2 separate regions of the Homo sapiens genome follow, and region 1 is linked to region 2. Evidence: read pairs that join two places in POLR2A ChIA-PET (ENCODE). Cell type or tissue: HepG2. All regions are shown on one strand. Links, peaks and the distances in the headings refer to the core of each region. The heading gives the core; the rest is flanking DNA.

Region 1 (4,395 bases), core at 99-4,098, 340 kb before region 2:
CAGACTAGCAAAGTCTAGTAGAATTGCCAGCCAGATAGTTCTGTCATGTGGAACAACCGTGCAAGATACAGGACATCTGGCATCATTTGTTTCTGCCTGTTGTATATCAGCAGCAGCATGTCCCTTTCTCCCCTATCACAATGACAAACAAAAAGTACCATCACAAATTTCTAGAATGTTCTGTAGAGGATGGTACTGCACCCTTTAAGAACCTCTGCTCTACTCCAGTGACCCTTGCAGTCATAGATATGCAAGACTCTCTTTTTGGTAAAAATCGCACCTAATTTATGCAGGATAAATTTGATAAGTACAGTGACAGACTGTGATCATAACAATACATAGCCTTTACTGTATGTCAAGCAAATCCTTTACATAAATTAACTCATTTAATCCTTATAACAACCCCCTGATAGGTACTATTATCTGAATAGTACCAAATAATAGTACCTAATAGTTCTACTGTAGTGGGTACTATTATTATCCTTATGATATGAGGAAACTGAGTCCCTGCTCTTAACCACTATATATAATCTTTACATAATTGTATTGGTATTTTCTTCAGTATGTCTAATTACATAGTTTGGTCTTGCAGTTGCTTAGCCAATTAAGGATTAAGAGTAGGAGTTAGCCAGGCGCGGTGGCTCACGCCTGTAATCCCAGCACTTTGGGAGGCTGAGGCAGGTGGATCACGAGGTCAGGAGTTCAAGACCAGCCTGGCCAAGAGGGCAAAACCCCATCTCTACTAAAAACACAAAAATTAGCTGGGCATGGTGGTGCGCACCTGTAATCCCAGCTGCTCAGGAGGCTGAGGTGGAGAATTGCTTGAACCCGGGAGGCAGAGGTTGCAGTGAGCCGAGACTGCGCCACAGCACTCCAGCCTGGGTGACAGAGCGAGACTCCATCTCTAAATAAATAAATAAATAGTAGGAGTTAAAAGTTACTACATAACAGATAGAATAATTTCTTACTCTGTAGGTTTTTGCAATATATATTTGAATTTTTCAAGTCATTTCACCTATTCAATTATCATTGAAGATCAATGCCAAATTAAAATATTCAAAATACTGGCCGGGCAAGGTGCCTCACACCTTTAATCCCAACACTTTGGGAGGCCAAGCAGGAGGATTACTTGAGACTAGGATTTCAAGGACAGCCTGGGCAACATAGCAAGACCCGATCTCTACAGAAAAATAAAATGAAAAACTAGCTGGGCATGGTGGCGCACATCTGTAGTCCTAGCTACTTGGAAGCTGAGGTGGGAGGATTGCTTGAGCCCAGTTCGAGGCTGCAGTGAGCTATTATCATGCAATGCAGCAAGAACCCATCTCTAAACAAAACAAACAAACGTAGCCTATTGTTAAACTTAAAGATTGGATTCTTAAAATCCTATCAAAGTTATATTCTGTATAAACATAGTTTTCTTGATTGTCAATGATACTCTACTGAGTTTTAAATGCATTGACCACTGTCAATACTCATAACTTTAAGCTCACATGGAACTCCTACAGCGCATGAGCCTCAGTTGCATTACCTGTGGTAGTGACCACCTCATAGTCATTTATATGTATGTTGCATTAATAAATATATACTACTCTGTAAAATTTAATGAAAGAGATGTATTTTTATTTTTTTGAGGCAGAGTCTTGTGCTGTCACCCAGGCTGGAGTGTAGTGGCACGAGAGCTCACTGCAACCTCCGCTTCCCAGGTTCAAGCAATTCTCATACCTCAGCCCCCTAAGTAGCTGGGATTACAGGCGTGTGTCACCATGCCTGGCTAATTTTTGCATTTTTTAGTAGAGATGGGGTTTCACCATGTTGGCCAAGCTGGTCTCAAACTCCTGGCCCCAAGTGATCTACCCACCTTGGCCTCCCAAAGTGCTGAGATGACAGGCGTGAGCCACCGCACCTGGCCTGAAAGAGACATTTTAAATTGGGATGTAGAGCCATGATCTGTAGCCTAGTTCAGGTCCTCGGCTTATTTCACCTGCCACTTAAGTATGACATTGCATTGGTCTCCTATTTAAAAGCAGGATTTTAAAACTCTTTTAAACCAAATAAATTATTATTTAAATAAAGAAATCCAGTATGTCAAATAGATTCAAAGGTAGTTTATCTGATTGGGGGTAGGATATGTCTGACCTTTACCCAGTTACTTAAATCTACTCATGGCTGCTCATGCAAAAGCTCCAGAGCAGCCCTGGATTAATCATTAAGGAAAATAAGCAGGAGCATAGGGGACTAAGGGGAATGCCACAGAGTTGTTTGCCCTAGCTATCATCCTCTTAATTCGTTCACTGCCACACTTGACTTTAGTAGAATTTTTAGTAACTGTCTTTATCTGCCAGTTCAAATTTAATCTGCACTATTAAAAAATCATTTTCTTTGGTATGATGAGTGACAAAAGTTTAAAAGTTTGATTTGAAAGTGTCATCAGGTATTACATTTGTTTCTTTACACATGGTGTGAGTTTCAAAACCAGCTACCTGGGTCTGGATAGCATTTGACTCATCAGCTGATTCGTCTAAAGGACTCTTAAGCAATTTTTTAAAGCAGTGGTAGGGCCAGGAGGCGCCATTGTTGGGCTGTGCAGAGGGTATCAGCTGGCCTAAATCCAGCTCTGCTTCAGAAAAGTGCAGTTTTAAAGTCCACTGGTACAATGAAAAGAATGTGGAAACCGATACATGAGAAGTGTTTAATAAGTGTTAGCTCCCTTGTGTTGCAGCCCAAATACTATTTTCCTAATGGTTAAGTACGTTGGCACTTCCATTGAGAGTAAAGCCTCTTAACACTGAAGTATTCTGCTTTCAGACTAACAAAAGCTTCAGAACTCAAAAAATTACACCTGTACACAATTTAGAACACAATATCAGCAAGTTCAGAGACTTCATATTAACTCCTATTCTAATCCTGTTTTGGATTAGAGCAGTGGAAGTGTTGTGAATACTGATTAATTAGCTAATTCACCATTTATTAGGAATTTATAAAAAGTTATTACTTCTATTTCTCTTATTTGTAAGTAGTTTTCAAGATATGGTACATATATCATGCAGTAAGATGAAAAATAAGAAATTAGGAAATTAGCTATAGGGAAAACAAAGATGAAAAAAAAATGTTAAACCAGGAGTACAGGTAATACCTAGAGACATGATAATATTTTCAAATTCACACCCTCAGTAAAGATGAAGGTATGACAAGAAAATTTGGCCCATATTTTTTTAAATCCCCTGGGCCTTTTTCCTCTATTTTTCTACTTTATGTTAAACTGCTTTTATATGCAAATAATTGTGTAGGGGTGGGTTGCCCCTACACACCTGTGGGTGTTTCTCGTAAGGTGGGACAAGAGATTTGGAAAAGAAAAAGACACAGAGACAAAGTATAGAGAAAGAAATAAGGGGACCCGGGGAACCAGGGTTCAGCATATGGAGGATCCCGCCAGCCTCTGAGTTCCCTTAGTATTTATTGATCATCTGTGGGTGTTTCTCAAAGAGGGGGATGTGTCAGGGTCACAAGACAATTGTGGGGAGAGGGTCAGCAGACAAACACGTGAACAAAGGTCTTTGCATCATAGACAATGTAAAGGATTAAGTGCTGTGCTTTTAGATATGCATACACATAAACATCTCAATGCTTTACAAAGCAGTATTGCTGCCCGCAGGTCCCACCTCCAGCCCTAAGGCGGTTTTTCCCTATCTCAGTAGATGGAGCATACAATCGGGTTTTATACCGAGACATTCCATTGCCCAGGGACAGGCAGGAGACAGATGCCTTCCTCTTGTCTCAACTGCAAGAGGCATTCCTTCCTCTTTTACTAATCCTCCTCAGCACAGACCCTTTACGGGTGTCGGGCTGGGGGACGGTCAGGTCTTTCCCTTCCCACGAGGCCATATTTCAGACTATCACATGGGGAGAAACCTTGGACAATACCTGGCTTTCCTAGGCAGAGGTCCCTGCGGCCTTCCGCAGTTTTTGTGTCCCTGGGTACTTGAGATTAGGGAGTGGTGATGACTCTTAAGGAGCATGCTGCCCTCAAGCATCTGTTTAACAAAGCACATCTTGCACCTCCCTCAATCCATTTAACTCTGAGTTGACACAGCACACGTTTCAGAGAGCACGGGGTTGGGGGTAAGGTTATAGATTAACAGAATCTCAAGGCAGAAGAATTTTTCTTAGTACATAACAAAATGGAGTCTCCTATGTCTACTTCTTTCTACACAGACACAGTAACAATCTGATCTCTCTTGCTTTTCCCCACATAATTGTCTTTTGTCTCTGTCTGCTCTTTTTTTCTTCTTTTAATCTTCCTTTTTCATTGATTTTTTCATGTAGCTATTCATCATCCTTGTTTATTGTGCTCTCAAACTATAACATGACACTGATGCCAAAATGTTATATTTA
Region 2 (4,395 bases), core at 245-4,244:
GTACCGCACCTGTGAGGAAGCGTTTTCTGGCTTGCCCTCATTTCCGTTAGATGGAGTTCAAAGGGTAAGTCCGTGTGAGCAGCCAGGCCCAGGCCCCAGCAGTTCTGTGAGCATGACTCATCAATCAGGCCATTAGCCACCACAGAATGGGCCATTTTCACCTGGTATTCTCCTTGGAGAGCAAATAACGATTCCTTCAAGCTAAAAACCTCCCCAAGAGGCTAGACAGGCACCATCCCAGGCCTGAGAAAAGGGAGGGGGGCAGTGACTGAAATCCTGCACAGAAATTCGTGAGATTAGTCAGCCAAGAGACTCCGAAGCCCAGACACCCTTCCCCCAGAAATCGTGAATGAAATGCATTCCTGAAAGTAATATGCAAATAACTCAGACATGTAAATCACATAGAATTACGAATAAAGTGCTCCACAGCCAGGGTAAAAACAAAACCAAAGACACTTAGGTCACTGTGGTATCACAGCTCTTGTTACCTGAGGTTTTCTCTGTTTATTCTAAGAATATCTCCAAAATACCCAAAGAATTTGTTCCACCGGGATTAAATAATGACTAATCTTATTAGGTAACTGTTTCCTAAGCATCTTTTATTTTTATTTCACACCAAAAATAATTTCTGAAGCAGCACTCAAAGGTTTTAATCAATTTTCTCCTGAAACGGTCAAGGAGAGAGACTAAAATAACGTGTTGTTTTTGTAACTAAAGATGATAATTGCATACATTCTCAAAGTGCCCTTCACTGACTTGTTAAGCTTTTAAACGCTGCCTATTTACGCTGATCAATTCCTCCCATTCTCCCCACAATGATTATTCTAGTTACAAAGAAATAGAGGACCAGACCTGTGTACCACTCAGCAGAGAACAAAGGGCTAGGGACTCCAACCTCAGACTGCAGAATCTGGTATCTGATCACATAGAAACACAAATAGATTTTTTAATGTCTTATAATTAAACCTGTTACTCACACAGCCCCGTGAAAGGGCTGTGACCTGGGGCAGTGGGCCACTTTCTGATGATCTGGTGTGTGGGATTTGGGACTCATCAAATTTGGATACAGGGCTTTCTAAACACCATGCCCCTTTCGGGATAGGGGAGGGCATTTCTAAGGAACTCCCAGGGACTGAGGAAGGGAGGGGCCCAGTCAGGCAGCTCTGAGCTCTGGAAAAGGTCCTACAGGGTGAACTCCCATCCACCGCCCTTCTCTGGCTGCCTGGAAGGCTCACTCCTTTGCACCGAGGGAAACACTTGTGATTAAAGCCATGGCTGGGAAGCCAGGTGGGTCCTTGAAGGAAACCTCTATTACCTCAGGCCAAATGTTGCCCACCCTCTAATTCAAAAAGGGGGTTAAGGCAGGCCGGAGGAAGACCCCTGCATAAGCACTGCCCTCAATGCCAGTTTTTCCTTGGGCAGCCCTAATACTAACCTGCCCTATTTAGTAACCATGGAAACAGGAGCTGCCTGCCAGCCATATTCAGCAGACACATGCTTCCTGTTGGCAGCAGCCCCTCAGCTGAGAAGGGCCAAGAGAGTGAGTGCAGAGTCCTTTTCCCAAAGCACCACGGTCCCTGCTAGAAGATCAGGCTCCCAGTGAGGTAGGCCCTCTCTCCAACAGGGCATGGAGGGAGATGGCAGGAGAAAGATATGCCTGCTAGGTACCTGCTTTTCACTGTTTCAGCACATCTGGAACGTAATACTGCCCATAGCCCCAAACCCTCCCCAAAGCAGCCCAGAATCAGGGCATCAAGCCTTACACTGAGGCACTCTTGGGCTTTGTCAAGCGGCCCCATGGACAGTGACTCTGCCCATGGCTAGAGGACAGTGACTCACCCCAGGCTTCAAGGCCTGGCTTGTTCCTGCCCAAAGGGACATCGGTCAGGGGTGAACACCAGTAATCGTGATCAGAACAGCTCAAAACATCTTGTGGCAACTACTAAGACCCTTTATCCTACTCCCTCTCCCCTAAAGATCAATGCTTTCTGGCTTTTTGCTTCCCCTAAACCCAGGTGATCTGGCTCTTGCTGAACAAAGACAGCTTTAATGAGCCAGGGCATGAGGCTGATGCAACCAGCTCCATCTTTCCTGGTGCCCTGGGAAGTAGGCAATGATTAGCCTGGACCTTGCCCCACTCAGCACCAGCCTGGCGTCACGGTGAGGACAGCCTCTGCAGACTCGGCTCTGTGGAGAGCAGTGTGGCAGGTGCCTGGGAAGCCCTAGGCAGATAAAGGGGCAAGTTGATCCGCAGCCTTGCTTCTCAAGACTTCCCCAGCACCCACCCTATCTCTGCCTGATTCTGAACAAATAAGCCAGCAGCTCACACACCTTCCCACAAAGAGCCAGAGGGCCTGAGGGAGGAGAGCTGGGAAACCAGGGAGGACAGGAGGAAAGGACTTTGTGCAAAAGGTCAGCTCCTCTTCCAGCCAGGCTCAGTAGCTACAGAAGCTGCCAAAGACAGTTCTACACATTTCCCTATATGCAAATCTGATTGATTTCTTGCTCCGAAAGGGAATGCAAACAAGACTTAGTGGGAGGAGGGCAGGCAACAATGCCTGCGCCCTCTGGCCCCCTTTGTGTATTGCTGTGGACAAGACGTTCGCCTGCCCTGGTGAACACAGACAGTACATTTAGGAGTGCGTGCTGTACATATCCTGGTCTAACAGTTTCCCCAGATTCCTCAAGGGGATGAAAGAGTATGGCTGTTAAATGGTCTCTATCCGGAAGCAATATTGATCTGCCTAGCACATAAACAAAGAGACTAAAGTACAGTCTTCACAGCAGATTTCTCTCTGCTGGGCCTTCTGTCTTCCCTTACCAATTTCTGTTTCTCTAACTAGCTATTAAAATTGTATAACTGAGTAATGCGAAGCAAAATTAGGCACTGTGCCCTGTTTTGCTTTCTTACGCTATCACACACAATTCTGCCCCATTCACCTCTCTACCACTACCACCTAGTTCCTGGTGTCACCCCAGAAATCTTATATTACACAAGCTCAATTTTCTGTTTTTAGCGTTCAGGCAAAAAGAAAGAAAAGAAAAAGAAAGAATACATACAGGACATAATCCCAAGCTCTCAAATGGCAGACTCACTATCTGATGATCTTGGCCTTCTCTGAGATTCTATGAAAGTCATGGGCCCTCCTTCTAGAGCAAAAGACACATACTTGCAATGCTTTACAATTAGAACTTGTCCAATCCGCTTTACTATGTTGTTCCGTTTTGCTCTGTTTTAGGCATTTACCAGCCTGAAGCCGTGGGTTTTTTTTTTTTTTGTTTTTTTTTTTTTAATCTGAGACGGAATCTCGCTCTGTCGCCAGGCTGGAGTGCAGTGGCGCGATCTTGGCTCACTGCAACCTCTGCCTCCCAGGTTCGAGCAATTCTCCTGCCTCAGCCTCCCGAGTAGCTGGGACTACAGGCACATGCCACCACGCCAATTTTTTTTTTTTTTTTTTTTGTATTTTAGTAGACACTTGGTTTCACCATGTTGGCCAGGATGGGCTCGATCTCCTGACCTCGTGATCCGCCCACCTCGGCCTCCCAAAGTGCTGGGATTACAGGCGTGAGCCACTGTGCCCAGCCAAAGCCATGGTTTTTAGTTTCTGTCTCTAGTGATAAGTGGAAAAGAGGGATGAGGAAGGGGCTTTACTGGCCCAACCAGAAACAGAAACTAAGAACCCATTCTCCCTCTTGGACACCTCTGCTTCAGGGGATTCTTGTATCCACTAGAAGCCCATCCATATACCCCTTGGAGTCTTATCCATCCAAGATGATTCACCACCTACTTCCCAAGATTCCTTTTCTTCTACACTTACTATGCAAGCAATTACACCTGGAGCAATCACTTACTTCTCCTGCCATCTCAGCTCCTGGGTTTTCTTTGCTGTACACTTTTCTCTTTCCCTTTCCATCCACTTTTGGTAGGCATGAGCTATGTAAGCAACTAATAGGCAACGACCACAAAGCCCTTCAGAGGTCCCTCCCATGCAGAGTGCTGCAGAAATGGGCAGACGGGCATCTGCGAGGCCCTCTGGAGGCCTTACCAGCCAGGAACAGCTGCCTCTCTCCCACCTCCACTGCGCCAGTTCTCTGTCTCACAAGCACCTCTGCAAAATGGCATCTTCCAAAACTGAGCTGTGAGACAGACACCTGCTTGTCTTCAAAATGGCTCTGTAACACACCCTGGAGGTAGGAGGCTAGAGAGCGAGCCAGGATGGGTTCTGGTCTTCACCACTAGCTAGCTGGGTGACTTTGGGGAATTAATTAACTTCTCTGAGCCTTAGTTTCCTCCCCAGACTTACCAAGTTATTGTAAGCATCAAGTGAGATATCACATGGAGGGCCTGGCACCCAACACATAGTAGGCACTCTACAAACATGAGCTTCCTTCCCC

The links. ChIA-PET counts read pairs that join two places held together with the same protein. Peaks named below come from ENCODE experiments on the same cell type or tissue, not always from the same donor. Only the 100,000 strongest peaks of a DNase experiment are listed, where the experiment ranks them.
Region 1: POLR2A ChIA-PET joins it to region 2 with 7 read pairs; 2 of 35 experiments call an interaction of 5 or more read pairs at or near these places.

Annotation. Positions count from the first base shown.
Region 1 is chr1:93,273,497-93,277,891 of GRCh38, forward strand. All of the region lies in intron 28 of CCDC18 (coiled-coil domain containing 18), which reads left to right. Among named protein-coding and RNA genes, the nearest start is that of CCDC18-AS1, 70 kb to the right of the region's middle. RefSeq lists an enhancer at 3,252-4,219. In HepG2, for the core only: no CTCF peak of the experiment used is centred there; DNase peaks (open chromatin) are centred at 2,205 and 2,595; H3K4me3 peaks cover 1,167 bases.
Region 2 is chr1:93,615,661-93,620,055 of GRCh38, forward strand. All of the region lies in intron 3 of BCAR3 (BCAR3 adaptor protein, NSP family member), which reads right to left. Among named protein-coding and RNA genes, the nearest start is that of BCAR3-AS1, 26 kb to the left of the region's middle. RefSeq lists enhancers at 1-446, 1,754-2,406. In HepG2, for the core only: a CTCF peak has its summit at 4,019 (motif pointing left); DNase peaks (open chromatin) are centred at 1,531, 2,091 and 2,671; H3K4me3 peaks cover 495 bases.